Linked DNA regions of Homo sapiens: region 2 is linked to region 1. Evidence: read pairs that join two places in POLR2A ChIA-PET (ENCODE). Cell type or tissue: HepG2. All regions are shown on one strand. Each heading gives the region's core, and the rest is flanking DNA. Links, peaks and the distances in the headings are about the cores only.

Region 1 (9,800 bases), core at 2,547-7,546:
AAAAAAAAAGGAGTTAGAAGAGACAGAGCAAGCATCAGAATCTGACTCAGATGTGACAGAGAGGTTGGAGTGATCAGATGGGGAGTTTCAAATAACCATCATTACCTGGCTAAGGGTTCTGATGGACAAAGTAAAAGGGGTGGGAAGCCCTGAAGACAAGGCTGGGGCATAAAATGCAGGCTGGGGCCCTGCGGAGGGACATGAGTGCAGGTGCGTGGAAACACACCTGTTCCTGCCTCACACCTCTCTGGGGAGGCTGTGCTCACCATTCCCAGCAAGACAACCTCCTCTTCTCTGTCCTCACACCCTGTTGGAGACTGGCTGGGTCTGGACCCTTCTAAGCCACTGATCTCTCTATGGGTTCCTCTCCCAGCAGCCCCAACACTCAGGTTAACAAGGACAATACCACCAACAATGTGGCAAGGGCCTACTGGGCTTGCCTTTGTGTAAGGGCAGGATTTTGCTGGAGTCCAGCTTCCTGGAGTTAAGGGCAGAAAAGGGGGCTTGACCAAGGTCACAGCATGACAAAAGCAATGACTTCTTATTGTTTTAGCAGACAGATGTGAGAACACATCATCCTTCCTTCTTCCTTCCTTCCTTCCTTCAATCACTTAGCGCTTACCGACAGGCTATGCTGATGTAAGCTGCTCACTCTCTTAGCAGCCGTGATGAGAACTGCCCATCAATAAAGGCAATATTAGGAAGATGGTGGCTGGGCCCATAAGGGGGTATAGATGGGTGCTGTGGGGAGATTAGAGGGCTCCGTGGGAAGAGAGGGCAGGTGGGCCTTGGGTAGGGCCATCAAGGGTAGGCCTTGCAGGAAGGCCGGTTCTCTCTTCTTGGAGGGGATGTTGGTTTTGCCTTCCCAAACCTCTTGCCCTCCTTTCTGATGTCAGACCTTGCCACCCCTGACCACGGGGGTAGGTGGCATAAGCCAGTTGGCCATTGTTAGTGACGTGGATTCAGGCACAGCGACATCACCAGACACAAAGGAAAGCAATCAGCCATGATGCTTGCGATTTCTCCTCTCAGATTCTCTCTGATTCAACCTTCTGCACTGACATTACAACACAGGATTAAATAGACCCCTCATCTTTGAAGTGGGAGCTTTTCAAATCCAGCCCACAAACACTTCTGCATGCCCACCACCCTGCATAAGGCAGTGGGCTGGGTCCCTATGCATGAGGTTTTGGTCATCCACAAAAAAGTGAAGGGGGTGCTTGACACCGCTATCACTTCCATTAGACATAAGAGTTCAGTTTCTATTAGAAGAAAGTTAGAGTCAAAACAAACATGCCCTTGCAAAGGTGTAAGCCCAGACCCTGACACACAGAATGTCCTCAAAGGGTGATGAATGTCAGCACTTCGAGGTGGACCCACAGTGTGGGCATCACAGGGTGGGGCTGGGTGGGGGCCTCAGGTGGAGAGACTGCATGGTGAGCCCAGAAAGCAGCTTTGGGTTCGGTGCGCACACGAGCCCATGTAGCAGGTGCAGGAGGCTTCGCTCCATTTATAAGTAAGGACACTCCTTGGGCAGGACAGAATCTTTGAGATTTAGCACAGTTTCTTCATTTCTGTTTGCAGACAGGCCTGGGCTGATCTGGATTTTGCTTTACCTGATCCGGGAAAAGACGGTGGCAAAATTGTTGAGACAAATGAATCAGAAATTGGCAGAATAGATGACACAAAAATCCAAGATCAAAGCTCCGATGCTATCACCCTCTGGATGATCCTCCAAGAGAGAGGCATGGAGGACATTACTATGCATTATTTAAGAGATACATGGTTCTGAAATTGACATGGCCTCTTTTGTTCAAACAGAACGAACTTCTCAGAGTCCTCGTCCATCACCAGCCCTAAGTGGGAAATTCCAAGCCTGGACACAGGGTCTGTTTGTTGAATGCTGTGTTCAGGCTTTGTCTTGCCATCCCTGTCTGCATGAATGGAGGTCAAGGCTGATCCCGTATGAAGCCCGCTCTGTGAAGACATCCAGGAGAGCCTTACCTGGTCTCCCAGGAAGTGACAGGAGTTTAGAATGGAGGATAAGTTGCTAGTGTGCTTCCTTTTTGGTTTTGAAAAAGGTGTGTGGCCTGTGTATTGGTCCAGAGCCTGGCCCAGGGCTGCCCAGGGTTGCCACTGTGGCTGTCTGACCTCCTATAGGCCGTGGGACTTTCCTAAACCTCAGTACAATCATCAACCAAAGGTATAGTAACTGTGGCCCTGGCCTATGTCATTGGGTTTTTACTGGAATAAAATAATGCTGGGCTTACTATTTTGTTAGATGGTTGGGGATATTTTTGTCAATAGCTCAGCTTTACTTGTTTTCTCACTAGAGTGACGTCGCGCTTGCGAATGGCCTTGGAGGTGGTATTCTCTGTAAACCAAACAGGAGCTGTAGGACTGAGCCAGTTGTATTTGCACTGTGTTCGCTCCTGGCTGCCTGCGGGTGTCTGGCTTCTGCGAGGCCTGCCCTCCTCTCCACCCAGCCTGAGGTCTGAGGCTGTTAAACCACAACAATTAGAGGGCTAGCTTTATGGGGAGGCTCAGATTGTTCACTCACTTCGCCTGGGTAATTACAGCGAAGTGAAGCTGGCGGTTGACTCTCGTAAGAGTTTGGATTTCCAGAATCAACCGTGGGACTGTCTCCCTGCAGATGTGGACCTTCCTGGAGCCCAGAGGTCCCCCAGACAACCCAGTGCCTCTCGAATGTTCTCTGCTCTGTACCTGACACCACCTCCATGTGGCTTCACGATAGTGGGCTTAAGGATGTCATGATCTGTCCAGGATTCGGAAGATATTTTGATAATCACAAAACACGAATTAGGGTGCCTACAGCTATAGTCCTCAAAGTGGCCACATCCAAGCTAAAATGCTTTCAGGGATAATGAGAACCACCTCTCCTGATTCTCAGTCTTGCTGTCTCAGGGCAGGGGAGACATTGCCATCACGATTCATATGAGATGTCTCAGGTGCCTTCATCCCTTCTCCCAGGGCAATGGTTTTCTATAGAGGCCTTGATAAGGTAACAGGATATCCTGGTTATTTAATAAATTTCATGGAACTTCCCACCACACATTCAAAAGCAAACCAAAGCCACTAAAACACGAGAAATGATGTATGCCATAGGAAAGGCGGCTGTCATGAAGTCCCAGAGAGGCGATTTCTACCAAGAAGGTAGGAAGAGCATTGGGTTTCTTATTATCAGGGGGATGAACCCCCCTTACCCTTGCCCTGTCCCTGACACCTGGGCCGTGAATGAGGTGCGGTCATGGGTGGGCTGAGTTGTAGGAAGGCAGAGAGCTGGGCGGCAGTGTAGGTTCTGAAATTTCCCAAAAGGAGAGACTCGGGGATGCAATCTGGTTGGAAGAAATGATTAAGTTTACTCAACGTGTTGGCAAATTCTTACTTAGCTTTGATAAAAGAAAATTTTCAGCTGAATTAAATTTAAAGGAGTTTAATTGAGCAATGAACGATTCGCAAATCGGGCAGCCCCCAGAGTCACAGCAGAGACTACCATGCAGCCACGTGGTGGAAGAAGATTTATAGACAAAGAAAGGGAAATGATGTACAGAAATTGGAAGTGAGGTACAGGATGGCTGGATTGGTTGCAGTATGGTGTTTGCCTTATTTGAACACAGCTTAAAGACTCAGCAGCATATGAGTGGTTGAAGTACGGCCGCTGGGCTTGGCCAAGACTCAGCTATTGTTCCGGGCGCATACTCCTAAGTTAGGTTTTCAATCTTGTCTACCTATTAAGCTAGGTTGCAGTTCATCCACAAGGACTCAAATATAGAAGTATGGAGCCCTGGCTGGGCGCAGTGGCTCACGCCTGTAATCCTAGCACTTTGGGAGGCCAAGGTGGCTGGATCACCTGAGGTCAGGAGTTCGAGACCAGCTTGGCCAACTTGTGAAACCCTATCTCTACTACAAATACAAAAATTAGCTGGGCGTGGTGGTGTGTGCCTGTAATCCCAGCTACCCGGGAGGCTGAGGCAGTGGAATCACTGGAACCTGGGAGGTGGAGGCTGCAGTGAGCCGAGATTGTGCCACTGGATTCCAGTCTGGGCAACAGGGCAAGTCTCCATCTACAAAAAAAAAAAAAAAAAAAAAAAAAAAAAAGAAGTACGGAGTCCTTCTCAGACCATATTTAGTTCACTTTAACAGCTGTTTTGTTTCAGATTAAATAAATCAGTAAGATGCTTTAATCCACATTTTCATAAGATTGAGAATATCAACTCTTTATCAAACAATGTTATTTTCATCATATCAAGGGGTGGCTTTGAGGTTGCTGATGGAAATGAAGGCGGGAACTAACATGTCTCCCAAGCTTCCTTGGCTGGATAGGGCTGGATAGCTGGAGGTAGCCTGCCACTTCTCTCCTGAAGCTGGTGAATGGCACACCTCAGACAGCTGCCCTTGTGTCTCTTAACCTGTCCCTTTGCAAGGACGCATTGTCAATCACAATCCCTTACTTCCTATGTTTTCTGACCTCCCTCCATACTCCATTAAAGGAGTCTGGATTTTTATCGAAGTTCTGTCACTTGACAGCTGTGGGTGACCTTGAACAAGTCACTGATGCTCTCTAAGCCTCGGGTTCCTTATTTATAAAATGGGAATCAGAATACTTCCTACCTCATAGGGCAATGATCAGATTAAATATGATAATATTTGGAAAGCAGTTGCCACCGTGCCTGGCATATTTAAAATATTCTCACTATTGCTGTCATCATCATCATCACAGCAGCAGTAGTAGTAGGTATTTGTATGTGTTTTTGCAGCAGAGGCTAGAGTCTTGGAGAATCTTTAATATGCTCAGAGTTATTAGAGCATTGCCATCTTTGCTGGAGAAAAGGACTTGTCTTAGCTGTGTTTTGTTATCTAGTTAAGTTCAAAAATGCCCACCTGAGATCTGCGGGGGGGGGGGGGGGGGGCAGTGCACCCTTTTAAACCCTGAGAAATGGAAATTAATTATGACAGCAAAAAGACCACCATCCTAGTCAGAATGAGCTAGGCTTATCGTGCTGTAACAAACAACCCTAAAAATCTCAGTGCCATAATATGCAACAGCTGATTTCTTGCTCACTGCAAGCCCATCATAGGTAGGCAGTGGCGGAGTCTGCGCTCTACCCCGTGCAGGGCCCCTGCCTCCGCTCTCTGGAAGTTTGCTGGTTGCCATAGGGGAGAAGAGTGAGACTGGGGAAAGGCTCAGGAGCGTTTCACTGCCTCAGCCTGGAGGCGCAGGTCAGTTCCGCTTGCATTTCATTGGCCAGTACTGGTCACATGGGCTGAGAATTACAGGTTCCTATCGCTCCAGGAAGGAGCCTGAAACTGGCCGGCTCTGAGTCAGTTCATCCCTAGCGTGTCCGTGTCCGCAAAGGGCACAGCAAAGACCTTAACGCAGCGCCAGAGGCCATGTGGCCAGGGGTTTTGTTTAGAGTAGGAGCTGACAAACATTTTCTTAAGGGGCCAGAGAGTAAATATTTTAGGCTCTGAAGGCCATGTGGTCCCTGACGCAACAACTCAGCTCTAGAAAGGAGCCTAGGCAATGTGTAAATAAATGGACCTGGCTGAGTGCCAATGAAACCTCATTTGCAGAAACAGGTGGGCCCTGCAGTCCCTGGTTTAGAGCAGCCCAGAGCATCTCTTAGAAAACCAAAATCGTATTTTTAATAAAAACATAATATTCCAAGTGATCCCCCTCAATTTGCCAGATGAATAGGGCTGCTGTGACGAGATGAGGATAATGTGAGGGGGTATTCAAATGACCACAGTTACCATCTCAGTGACAGACGTGAACCCAAAAGTATCGGGGACATGTCTCAATCTATTTAGAAAGTTTTATTTTGCCAAGGTTAAGAATGCGCCCGTGACACAGCCTCAGGAGGTCCTGAGGACATGTGCCCAAGATGGTGGGGCACAGCTTGCTTCCATACATTGCAGGGAGACATGAGACATCAATCAATATTTGCGAGATGTACGTTGGTCCTGTCTGAAAGGGTGGGACAACTCGAAGTTGGTGGCGGGGGCAGGGTGACTTCCAGGTCATAAGCACGTGTAAACATTTTCCAATTGGCAATTGGTTGAAAGAGTTACTATCAATAGAAAGGAATGTCTGAGTTACGATGAAAGGTTGTGGAGACCAAGGTTTCATCATGCAGAGGAAGCCTCGAGGTAGCAGGCTTCAGAAACAAGATATTGTACATGTTTCTTGTCAGACTGAAGGTCTGTGTTGATGTTGGGGTGATGAGGCATGTCTGACCCCCACTTCCCGTCCTGGCCTGAACTAGATTTTCAGGTTAACTCTGGAAGGCCCTTGGCCGAGAGGGGGGATCCGTTCAGATAGCTGAGGGGCATTAGAATTTTATTTTTGGTTTATACAGACAACGATGACTAGCTTCTATTCTTGCCCCATAGATTCTTAAAGTACTTCCGTTATTCCAATGCCTTTTTTTTTTTTTTTTTTTTTTTTAGAAAAAGAAGTAAACGATCTCACTGTTTTGGAACTCTGAGTTTCTAATTTGAAACAGCAGAATGGGATATTTAAGAGCAGATGAGAAAAGTTAGCAACTGCTGAGTCTTCTTTAGCATAATTCATTTAACATATAACCTAGGTAGCCCTTATTTTCACATATTTTAAGTGTTCTAGAAACGCCTTTGGAAGCTTCTTCAAGGAGAAGCCAAACTTAGAAATTCCTTTTCTCTCTCTCTTCTTCCATAAATACCCCAAAGCGGCCACTGCACCAAGCGCTGTTCTAGGCATGAGGATGTCGGAAGAGAGGCCCAGTGACAAGGTCGATGTTTCCATGGAGGTCACAATTCAGGCAATAAGTACACAAACAAACGAGTAAACGCAGCACATTTAAATACCTGTGAGTGCAATAGAAAACAGCTCAGTGAGAGTGAGGGTGGTGTAAGAGTGGATGGTGTCCGTGAGGAAAGCAGCATCTGTTTCTAAACGTGAGGCTGCCAGTGTCCACCTGCAGGAAAGGCTGTCCTTCTGGTTAAGTTGAGCAGAACAGGATTTAATGCAGGGTATTAGGTACTTTCAGAATCCCTCAGAAGGCTGGGCCTCCACAGCAGCTCCCCAAATCACACCCCGTGGGCTGCCCGGAGCTGCGCTCACTGCTGCTGTCAGGAAAATCAGGAACCAGTAGCTGGGGTAGTAGCCACTGGCTCAAGAATGTGTGACAGGGCTGGGCGCAGTGGCTCACACCTGTAATCCCAGCACTTTGGGAGGCTGAGGCGGGCAAATCACGAGGTCAAGAGATTGAGATCATCCTGGCCAACATGGTGAAACCCTGTCTCTACTAAAAATACAAAAATTAGCTGGGCGTGGTGGTGCACACCTGTAGTCCCTGCTACTCGGGAGGCTGAGGTAGGAGAATCGCTTGAACCCGGGAGGCAGAGGTTGCAGTGAGCCGAGATCATGCCGCTGCACTCCAACCTGGCGACAGAGCGAGACTCTGTCTCAAAAAAAAAGTGTGACAGGCCAGCACAGTGTCTCATGTCTGTAATCCCAGCACTTTGGGAGGCCGAGATGGGAGGATATGAGGATCACTTGAGCCCAGGAGTTTGAGACCAGCCTGGTCAACATAGTGAGACCCCATCTTTACACACACACACACACACACACACACACACACGAATGTGTTACAGGCTGGATCCAGGGGTCTGGGAGCAGCCTGCCTGTAGCCATGGGAACTGCCTCATGACACTCACAAAACAAAGCCTCTTGACACTGTTGTAGGAACCCCCAGTGCTGCCACAGCTGGGCCACCCAAGAGCACCAGCCAAGAAGCAGCAACACAGCCGCCTGCTTCCACTCACCTCCACCGTCCAAACCCTACGCAAGGGCATTGAGTTGAGTTGGGGGGCCTACTCTTCTAGAGTCCTTGCAAGGGATCAGAAAATATGATGGTAGCTTTCCCAGCATATCAGCTCCCTAGAGCTGCCATAACAGACTGGGCGGCTTAAACAACAGACATTTGTCCTGGCGCAGTGGCTCACACCTGTAATCCCAGCACTTTGGGAGGCCGAGGCGGGTGGATCACGAGGTCAAGAGATTGAGACCATCCTGGCCAATATGGTGAAACCCCCACTCTACTAAAAATACAAAAAAATTAGTTGCGTGTGGTAGCATATGCCTGTAGTCCCAGCTACTCGGAGGCTAAGGCAGGAGAATCACTTGAACCTGGGAGGCAAGAGGTTGCAGTGAGTCGAGATCGTGCCACTACACTTCAGCCTGGTGACAGAGTGAGACTCCATCATCATCATCAACAACAACAACAACAACAACAACAAAACAGACATTTTTTGTCTCATCGTTCTGGAGGCTGGAAGTACAAGACCAAAGTGTCAGCTGGGTTGGTTTTCCTGAGGCTGTGAAGGAGAATCTCTTCCAGGCCTTTTCCCAGCTTCTGCTGGGTTGCTGGCCATCTTTGGTGCTTCTTGGCTTGTAGACACATTGCTCCGATTCCTGCCTTTGTCTTCACAGGGTGTTCTCCCTGTGTGCGTGTCCATGTCTAGGTTTCCCCTTTTTATAAGCACACCAGCATGTTGAATTAAAGCCCACCCTGATGACCTCATCTCAACTAATTACATCTGCAATGACCCCATGTCCAAATACAGTTTCATTCTAAGGTACTTGAGGTTAGGACTTCGGTATGTGAAACCTGGGGGGACATGACATCCAGCTTCCTCAAGGCAGTCATAAGTTGCCTTGGAGGAGGATAGAATGGCTGGTGATCAAAGTCAACACACTCCATCCCAGGCCAAAAAGGTGAGGCCTGGAGGTGGATTCAGCAGATGGAACTGCTGGGGCCAGAGGCCTGAAGAAGACCCAGTATCATATGAAGAACTGAAGAGAAAACTCTGGGCATAGGGAGGATGAACTAAGCAGGTGAGGAGTGAGATGGGGTTGGAGAGGGAGCTAGGGCCATAGGATGAGGGCTGTGAGGCCACTTGAGCCTTGAATTTAACTCCATATGTTCTGGGAAGCCAGTGGGGGCTTCTGAGCTGGAACTGATGGGACTGGGTATACCTTCTGGGGAGGCCACAGGCTGCTGCATGGGCCAGGGGCTACAGGATGCCCAGCAGGAAGTGGGAAGGTTGTTCAGGCAGCTGCTGTAGGTGTCCCCAGGAGAGACTGTGGTGTCTTGGACCAGGGGGAGCAGTAGGGCAGAGAGAGGGGATGGATCTGGGATGTTTTGGTGACAGCTGTTTAGATTTGCAGTGGGTAAGCACACAGGCCCACATAGATATGGTCATTATTGAAGTTGGGCTGATGGCATCTGCAGACACCCTAGAGCTTTTTAGCTGGTGTTTAAATAGTGGGATGACACCCACAGTGCAGGTGGGCAGATTTCTGTCTGATTTCTAGTGACCATACTTCTCAAATCCCAGATCAGGGATCACTCTTGTGAGATGTCTCAGCTTTGTGCTCGCCAAAATGCAGTGGGAGAGGAAGTAATGTTCCCAAAAGCTGCAAATGTGTCACCTGACACAGCAGAAGGGACTTTGCAGACGTGATTGTGTGAAGGATCTTGAGGGGGGAAGATGGTCTTGGGTGATCTGGGTGGGCCCAGTGTAATCACAGGGACTTTATGAGGGGGACTTGGGTGCGTCCAAGTCAGAAAAGGTGATGTGATGATGGAAGGAGGGAGAGAAGGTGGAGAAAACTTGGGTTTTGCTGCTGCCTTTAAAGATGGACGAAGGGGCCATGAGCCAAGGAACGTGGGCAGCCTCTGGAAGCTGGAAAGGCAAAGGAACAATTCACCGTTAAAGCCTCCGGAAGGAACCAG
Region 2 (9,800 bases), core at 4,010-9,009, 140 kb after region 1:
GTATTTTATTCTCTTTGAAGCAATTGTGAATGGGAGTTCACTCATGATTTGGCTCTCTGTTTGTCTGTTGTTGGTGTATAGGAATGCTTGTGATTTTTGCACATTGATTTTGTATCCTGAGACTTTGCTGAAGTTGCTTCTCAGCTTAAGGAGATTTTGGGCTGAGACAATGGGGTTTTCTGGATATACAGTCATGTCATCTGCAAACAGGGACAATTTGACTTCCTCTTTTCCTAATTGAATACCCTTTATTTCCTTCTCCTGCCTAATTGCCCTGGCCAGAACTTCCAACACTATGTTGAATAGGAGTGGTGAGAGAGGGCATCCCTGTCTTGTGCCAGTTTTCAAAGGGAATGCTTCCAGTTTTTGCCCATTCAGTATGATATTAGCTGTGGGTTTGTCATAGATAGCTCTTATTATTTTGAAATATGTTCCATCGATACCTAATTTATTGAGAGTTTTTAGCATGAAGGGTTGTTGAATTTTGTCAAAGGCCTTTTCTGCATCTATTGAGATAATCATGTGGTTTTTGTCTTTGGCTCTGTTTATATGCTGGATTACATTTATTGATTTGCGTATATTGAACCAGCCTTGCATCCCAGGGATGAAGCCCACTTGATCATGGTGGATAAGGTTTTTGATGTGCTGCTGGATTTGGTTTGCCAGTATTTTACTGAGGATTTTTGCATCAATGTTCATCAAGGATATTGGTCTAAAATTCTCTTTTTTACGGCTACCTGATCTTTGACAAACCTGAGAAAAACAAGCAATGGGGAAAGGATTCCCTATTTAATAAATAGTGCTGGGAAAACTGGCTAGCCATATGTAGAAAGCTGAAACTGGATCCCTTCCTTACACCTTATACAAAAATCAATTCAAGATGGATTAGACTTAAACGTTAGACCTAAAACCATAAAAACCCTAGAAGAAAACCTAGGCATTACCATTCAGGACATAGGCATGGGCAAGGACTTCATGTCTAAAACACCAAAAGCAATGGCAACAGAAGACAAAATTGACAAATGGGATCTAATTAAACTAAAGAGCTTCTGCACAGCAAAAGAAACTACCATCAGAGTGAACAGGCAACCTACAGAATGGGAGAAAATTTTCGCAACCTACTCATCTGACAAAGGGCTAATATCCAGAATCTACAATGAACTCAAACAAATTTACAAGAAAAAAACAAACAACCCCATCAAAAAGTGGGCGAAGGACATGAACAGACACTTCTCAAAAGAAGACATTTATGCAGCCAAAAAACACATGAAAAAATGCTCACCATCACTGGCCATCAGAGAAATGCAAATCAAAACCACAATGAGATACCATCTCACACCAGTTAGAATGGCCATCATTAAAAAGTCAGGAAACAACAGGTGCTGGAGAGGATGTGGAGAAATAGGAACACTTTTACACTGTTGGTGGGACTGTAAACTAGTTCAACCATTGTGGAAGTCAGTGTGGCGATTCCTCAGGGATCTAGAACTAGAAATACCATTTGACCCAGCCATCCCATTACTGGGTATATACCCAAAGGACTCTAAATCATGCTGCTATAAAGACACATGCACATGTATGTTTATTGCGGCATTATTCACAATAGCAAAGACTTGGAACCAACCCAAATGTCCAACAATGATAGACTGGATTAAGAAAATGTGGCACATATACACCATGGAATACTATGCAGCCATAAAAAATGATGAGTTCATGTCCTTTGTAGGGACATGGATGAAATTGGAAATCATCATTCTCAGTAAACTATCACAAGAACAAAAAACCAAACACCGCATATTCTCACTCACAGGTGGGAATTGAACCAATGAGAACACATGGACACAGGAAGGGGAACATCACACTCCGGGGACTGTTGTGGGGTGGGGGGAGGGGGGAGGAATAGCATTGGGAGATATACCTAATGCTAGATGACGAGTTAGTGGGTGCAGCACACCAGCATGGCACATGTATACGTATGTAACTAACCTGCACAATGTGCACATGTACCCTAAAACTTAAAGTATAATAAATAAATAAATAAATAAACAAATAAATAAATAAAGCTGGTTGAGTGATGTTGGGGAGAGCCAGGACATGGGGGAGAGCCAGGATGTGGGGCAGAACTGACGGAAATGTAATTCTGCTTCTTCCCCGCCATGGAAAAGGCGGGCAGGCAGGCCCCATGACTTCATCTCTGCACAATCCCAGTTTTGAAGATGTTCCGAAAAATGATTTCTCTAAATACTTATTTCCCTTCCCTTTCCTCTTTTCTTCTAAGTTTCAGAAAAACTGTGGCAAGACCAGGTGCAGTGGCTCATGCCTATAATCCCAGCACTTTAAGAGGCCAAAGCAGAAGGATCCCTTGATTTTAGGAGTTTAAAACCAGCCTAGACAACATAGGGAGACCCCATCTCTACAAGAAATTTAAAAATCAGATGGGTCTGGTGGTGCATGCCTGTAGTCCCAGCTACTCAGGAGGCTGAGATGGGTGGATCACTTGAGTCCAGGAGGTTGAGGTTACAGTGGGCTGTGATCATGCCACTAAACTCCAGCCTTGGCAACAAAGCAAGACCCTGTCTCAAAAAAAAGTGGCAAAATATACATTTTTTGTTTCCTGAAACAGATTTGGAATTGGACTGGAGCATGGAAAAGAACAAAGATAGAAGGATGGCAGGAAAAGGGCTTTGAGAGTATCCATTTCACCCTGTGTGAAGGAACTTTTCTTTATCATGCAGACTAGACAATTCTTCTTGATTTAAACAAGAAATGCTTCCTCCTTACCTGGCTATGAAAAGGTCAGAAGACTGGAAGCACGGACACTGGATTTGGGAGGCCAAAGGCTAATTTTCCCTACCTTCGCTTTGTCCTCCAGAGATCCACCACTTTTGCTCTGAGTGAGCCTCTCTTCTTTCTAGAACGATTGTCAAAATGTGCCCCACAGACTCTGAGGTCTCCGAGACCCTTTCAGAAGGATCCTCAAGGTTAAGACTATTTTTACAAGGATACAAATCCACGCTTGACTTTTTGACCTTTGCTATGATGGTATAAAAGCACAGGTGGTTTTGCACTATGGTGCTGAACCAGAATCACGTGAACCGGAACAGTTGGCAGTCACTGTGTCACTGCACTCTCCACCACCACCATGCACTTGCAGAAAAAAAGAAAAGAAAAAATAAGAGTTTCACTCAAGAATTTTTTTTTTTTTAAGACAGAGTCTCGCTCTGTCACCCGGGCTGGCTGCAACCTCCACCTCCCAGGTCCAAGTGATTCTCCAACCTCAGCCTCCAAAGTAGCTGGGACTACAGGCATGTGTCACCGCATCTGGCTGATTTTTGTATTTTTAGTAGAGATGTGGTTTTGTCACGTTGGCTAGGCTGGTCTCGAACTCCTGGCCTCAGGTGATCCGCCCACCCCAGCCTCCCCAGGTGTTGGGATTACAGGTGTGAGCCACCACACCTGGCCTCAAGAATGCTCTTGATGAAGCAGTAAAAACTTATTTTTTACTAATGGAAAACACATCTTTTTAATTTCTGTGTAATAAAATGGAAAGTACACTTAAAGAACTGGTCTGCACACATACTGAAATATGGTGATTGTTGTAAGGAGATGCAATTGTGTATTTGAGTTGCAAGCTAAACTGTCCACTCTATTCATGAATATCACTTTTATCTGAGAGAATAACTGGCAAATTATTCTGATTTGGGTATTTGGCTGGTCCTTCCTCAAAAACTAAATAAAGTGAGCCTGTCGCTTCCCCCCCAAAATGGTGGGAAGAGACACGTAGCTCTTGGGAGAACGCAGTGAGCTGGCTCTAGCACACCAATGAATATAAGCTTTTTGGCGTACTCACTAATTTTGAAGCATGTAAAAAGAACAAATTTGAAAACAGGTGTCCTAAGACCACCATCACCTTAACAACGTCAGAGTCCACTGAGGGGACAGAGTGTTGTGGCCTCAGTTCCAAAAGTACTTAAACCTCAAATTCTAATGTAGTTAGTATAAACATCCGAGAATCTCTCCTCAAATACTTAGGGGTATTTGTTGCTGATTATAAAATTTGAGGTTTCAAGTGAAAATTTGAATTTTAAAAAGTGTGTATCCACCACTGTGAGTTTGATAGTTTCCCAGTAATTTTCTGATGTGATTTGTGGTGATATTAAGTAATGTAATTGTTGAATATTATATTTTGAAATGTGTTAACATTTTGAAGCAATATTTTCCAAGTGACCAATGCAGGATGTTACAAAATCACACACGGCTAAAAGATCTGTTCAAAGTGCAACGTAGGCCAATGGAATTTAATGTAACCTTAGGAAAGTTTATTAATATGGTTTCATACCTGAATTGCAACTAAGGAATTATACTTTGTTAAGTTTTGGCATAGTAAAGAAAGAATATCTACAATTATCTGAAATAGTCTTAAATGCTCCTCCTTGTTTCTGTTACATATCTGTTAGGCCGGATTTTCTTCACATACTCTATCAAAATATATGCAAACAGATTGAATGCAGAAACAGAAGAATCCAGCTCTAATACTAAACCAGACATTAAAGAGATTTGCAAATGTGAAACAATGCCATGCTAACTTTTTAAAAAATAATTACTTTTTGCAAGAAAAAAATGCTGTTAATGCCAATAAGTAAAATTATTTTTAAATGAATTCTTTTAAAATTTACTTTAATTTCTAATATGGAAATTATTGATAGATATAACCAGTAGAGTGTTGGTAAATGTTTAACAATCAGCACTCTGGGGGAGAGAAGGCCCTGATTTGTAGTGTCTGCTGATTCCCATGGTGTAAATACTCTCATCACGCCCCATCTCAAGCTACCATTACTGATGCGATGATGGGAAGGGACATGTAGCTCTCGGGAGAACACAGTGAGCTGGCTCTAGCGCACCAATGAATATAAGCTTTTTGGCATACTCACTAATTTTGGAGCATGTAAAGAGAACAAATTTGAAAACAGGTGTCCTAAGACCACCATCACCTTACCAATGTCAGACTCCACTGAGGGGACAGAGTGTTGTGGCCTCAGTTCCAAAAGTACTTAAACCTCAAATTCTAATGTACTTAATATAAACATTCCAGAATCTCTCCTCTGTTATCTCTGCCAAGCTTCTGGCAAAGAAAGACATTTGAATCTTTCTATTATAACACTTTCTTAAAAGAATTTTTTGTTTTGAAAGAGAGCACTTTTTGGGAATTCTTTTAGGAAGGGCTCAAAGTTGATTCCAATTTGGGTTGTGGTTTCTAAGTGACTTGTGTATAAACCAGTTAAACAGAGACTTGCCGCTTGATGATGGAATGTTTTGAGTAGAGAATGGATCTGGGGTTAACATCCTTCCTCCAACTCCTTCATGCTGGGTGTGGAGAGGAAGAACGAGGACTATCACAAAGAATTTATATAAACAAAATACTTTATTATTGAGAGAGTAAAGGCCCAATTACAAAATTTTTATACTTAAGATCTGTTTATTACCATGCCAATGGTTTATAAGGACTGTAGTTTCCATAACTGTTAGGCTGAACCCCATGAAACTCCTTCTTTGTAGATAAAAGCCAGCCTAATATTGGCAATTTCACGTGGTTCAACCTCACATACAATGAGCCACTGCCTAGGATTCTTTTGGCAGCAAGATGTTCCCAGTCACATGTCTGTTTATATTATAAACAGATGTCCAAGTGATAAATACATCCCTCTTGAGAAAAACATCCTGTGCTTATGTATACTGGGAATGGTCTTTTGTGGGTATTGAGGCAGCGCAGCTCTGGCTTTGCTCTTCCCAGCTTGCCCGGCCACCCGATTCCTCAGTTTCATCACAGGAGGATTCTTTACAGATGTCAGCCACCCGTCCAAGGCCACGCAGCTAGTAAACAGACAAGCCTGTCGGACTTTGAAACCAACTTGACCGGGTCATTTATAAAGGCCGGGAATACACATGACTCAGGTGCTCTTTTGAAACGACTACAAAAGTCTCCATTTTGATCAAAACGTTTTCTCCGAATGAATGGCTCCGATGCTTTCTCTTTCCCATCTTAAGTCCCCGCTCTGTGCCTCAGAATAGTCTGTGTCCAAGAAAATAAGAATCACGTCATCTTGCTGTGGACACTGAGCAAAAAGGAGCAGCATGCTATTAAGATGGTTGAGACACACGAGTGAACAAAGATGGGACAAACTGTGCTTCGTTCAAGAGGTTTCATCAAGACCCCTACCGCCCCCCGTCCTTCAGCTCTGTACAGTAACTTTAACTTTACATAGAGCTGAGATAAAAATAAAGCTTTCTTACAAATTACATTTTTTTTCCAGTGAATTACTTTTGCAGTAAAAATAGCTGCTACATAAATCCCTCCTGATCTCTGAAAAGGAGTTGCATATTTCCAAAAATAATATTCTTATTTTAATCACACAGAAGAACGTGGAGCACAGGAAGGAAATGGCTGGGTGGTCAGAGAGAGGTGAGCTGTCGGAGAAACACAGTTAAACTAAAAAATAAAATCCATTTTGTGTATAAACTGACTTAAACGCATGCAAAGAAGTGGAAAACATATGCCATTTGTCAAGAAAAATACTGCTTTATAGCTTTTACTTTACAATTAAAGGAGAAAGCAGAGGCCAGATATAAGCCCAGATAATAACATTTAAGTTTCTCATAAAAACTCCCAAATGTACAAAGTCCTTGCCAGACAACCAAGGCAAGAAAACCCCCCAAAAACAAACAAACAAACAAACAAAAAAACACAAAAAGCAGGGATTACCCCCCACAGGCCTTATCCCTGTAAGTCTATTAAATGTAAATAATACATACTTTACAACTTCTCTTAGTCGGCCCTTGGCAGATTAAATCTTTGCAAAATTCCATATGTGCTATTGAAAAATGAAATAAAACCTCAGATGTCTGAATTCTTATTTCAAATACAGTTATATAATTATTTTAAATTACAATATACAATTTCTGTTAAATACAACTGTTAAGGGATTCTGAGAACAATTATAAGATTATAATAATATATACAAACTAACTTCTGAAATGACATGGTTGTTTCCTTCCCACCCTCCTACCCTCTCAAAGAGTTTTTGCATTTGCTGTTCCTGGTTGCAAAAGGCAAAAGAAAATCTAAAAATAGTCTGTGTGTGTCCACGACATGCTCGCTCCTTTGAGAATCTCAAACAGCCAGAACCATCCCGTCCCACGGACTGCCAGGCGCCAGGACGGCTTCCTGGTGCCTCTTTCTCGACCATTTTCACTTAAAAGCACTGTGAGTAGAATTAGCTGTGCCGTTGCTGCCACAAGGGAGGCAGCCTGGTCAAGAGGCGTGGTTTGGGATGCAATAAGGCCACTGCTTCTTGGCCACTTTCCTGGACATTTTCAATCCTGCCTTTCCTGGGTCCTCGGAGCAGCTGGTCAGGATGGGCTTCCCACTCAGTCCACGAGCCTGGGGCCGGCTCAGGGTGGTCCCGGCGACCTCAGTCCTCCGTGTCGGGCTGGACGCCCAGGATGGCGTGCAGTTCCTCGGGCGTGAACCCCAGCAAGTTCTGGAGGTCGCACACGAAGCGGTACACGTAGCGCTTCCCCGACGTCTTGTGGATGATGTTCTTGTCGTAATAGTAGCGTAAGCCCCGGCTCAGCTTCTCGTAGTTCATCTTGGGCTTATTTTTCCTCTTTCCCCACCGGCGGGCCACCTTTGGTGAACATGGATGGAAAAGAGTTAAACTCAATTTGTCAATGAAGAAAAAGTGAATGACATTCCTCCCTGATTATGATTCTGAGGCATGTTCACTCTAGAGAGAACTTGACACCTACACAAGGTCCGCAGGAGGACCTTTTGAGTACCTCTGAGTACCTTTGAGTACCTATGGTAGGGGCACTGTGTCCCCAAGGGGCAGAACCACTGGGGAATGAGGTCCCTGCTCCCTGGCCCCAGCTCAGTGAAACCTCCTGGGAGCCAAGGGTTCAGAGCCAGGAGGGTCCTGAGACCAGGGAAAGGTGGTGTCACCCACCCTCCAGGCTGGATATTCCAACTACTGAAGTTAACAGGTGCCGAGTGGGATTCTGAGCTGTGTGATATACTCATTCCTCAATGCTTGTCTCCCAAGGGAACTGGAGGCGGGGTGGGAATGGTGACAGATTACGCTCCCCAGTGCCAGAGACCAAGGGCTTCTCTCTAACGCTTTTCTGGCGGGGTTGGTATCCCACCTGCCCTTGGCCTTCTCCTTTAGACAGGGCTCCTGGTTCTAACTCTGCAGGGCTGGGGTCAACACTGCTGGGCTCAGCTAAGGAGTGGACAGAAGGCTGGCTCGGGGCCACATGAGGCTTGTTCCCCCGATGGACAAGGGCAGCCTTCCTAAGGCATTTTCAGATGGTCAGCAGAGAACCTCAGTTTGCAGCTTGGGCCTCTTGATCAGACAACTGATCAAGACAGTGAAATCTGTGCAACGCCCTTGTATGAAGCATACCCAGAAAACACTGTACACGTTTATCAACAAAGCAATGACTCCACTTCCATTTTCCCAACAGCCAAGGATGCCTCACGTGGAAAGATTCTCAGCAGTACTGGTGAACCCTTTTTTGTGCCCAAAGAACTGAGTTTTTGAATGCAAGCAGGAAATCAGGTTTTCAAGCCCAGAGATTTCCCAGGGCTCTGGCCATACCTCATCGGGGTCGGCGAGCTTAAACTCCCATCCGTCTCCAGTCCAGCTGATGAATGACTGGCAGGATTTGTCTGATAGCAGCTCCAGGAGAAACTGCCACAGCTGAATAGGTCCACTTCCTGCGGGGAGAGGGAGGGAGACGGATCATACCCTTTCACAGATGTAAAATACAGCAAGTCTTTAACCATCCTAATTGTACATGCTGATTTAGGAATGCAGACCCAACTCTCTGAATGGGGTTCCGATGTTACACTCAGGGTGGCACTCAAGGTGTTGGTGACAGTACTAAGTGCTTTAACGGGATGGGGCGGGGCACCAAATGTGAGTTCCTGCTCCACACTGCCTACTCCTAGAAAATAAGGTCACTAGGCGAGACACTCTTCCCCTTGATTGCTAGGTTTGTTCTTTCTGGAAGAAAGTTTAGGGCCACCAACTCTTGGCATTAAAATTCCCCATCTGGTTTAATTGTTCCTTATGTAAAAACCTTCAAGGTTTTTTTCTAGAAACACCCAGTGGGGCAGAGATGGGGGTGGCTGAGGGGGTGTTTCATCACAGAATGAGGCGTGTCATACGTGGGATCCCATGCCACCTTCCTGCCAAATGACCATGTGTAAATTGCTTAATGTGAGCCCGGTTTACTCAATAGCCACGCGGGGTCACACCCGTTGCCTCACAGCCTCTGTCTGGTGAAGCATGCTTTGCCAAGAGCTTCTCGTCCACCTGTCCTCGATTGACATTTAGAACTACCACCTTGCAAAGCAGGTGTCAGTGTGGTTCTGTTCTAAAGAGGAGGGATAAGATGCGGCTCAGAGGCCAGGTGCCTTGTCCTGGATCACACGCCCATCACAGCAAACAGGAGAAGAGCCTAGATCTTCCGACCCTAAGCCCAACCTCTTTCTACCAAATAGCTCTTCCTCAGAAACGCAATGGCCGTTATCAATAAAGCTTTGCTGTAAAGCACGGGACAGGCATTCTAGAACCAGAGCTGTGTGAGCACCGATAGCTGTCTGCCTGTGAGCCAATTTCCCCATCTGTAAAATGGCCTCATACCACCCCCATGCCAGGCTGTCCTACAGACTGTATGCCTACTTAACTACAGAGTTGGCAGTCAATAAACAGAAACTTATGTTACTATTAAAATGAACC

The links. ChIA-PET counts read pairs that join two places held together with the same protein. Peaks named below come from ENCODE experiments on the same cell type or tissue, not always from the same donor. Only the 100,000 strongest peaks of a DNase experiment are listed, where the experiment ranks them.
Region 2: POLR2A ChIA-PET joins it to region 1 with 5 read pairs; 3 of 35 experiments call an interaction of 5 or more read pairs at or near these places.

What each region holds. Positions count from the first base shown.
Region 1 is chr21:38,961,718-38,971,517 of GRCh38, reverse strand. No RefSeq gene overlaps it. Among named protein-coding and RNA genes, the nearest start is that of LINC01700, 11 kb to the left of the region's middle. In HepG2, for the core only: no CTCF peak of the experiment used is centred there; DNase peaks (open chromatin) are centred at 5,317 and 6,047; H3K4me3 peaks cover 593 bases.
Region 2 is chr21:38,820,559-38,830,358 of GRCh38, reverse strand. It overlaps ETS2 (ETS proto-oncogene 2, transcription factor), which reads right to left. Exons shown (of 10, transcript NM_005239.6): 9 at 8,655-8,773; 10 at 5,404-7,685. The coding sequence ends at 7,470. Among named protein-coding and RNA genes, the nearest start is that of ETS2, 20 kb to the right of the region's middle. RefSeq lists an enhancer at 7,421-7,958. In HepG2, for the core only: no CTCF peak of the experiment used is centred there; a DNase peak (open chromatin) is centred at 5,898.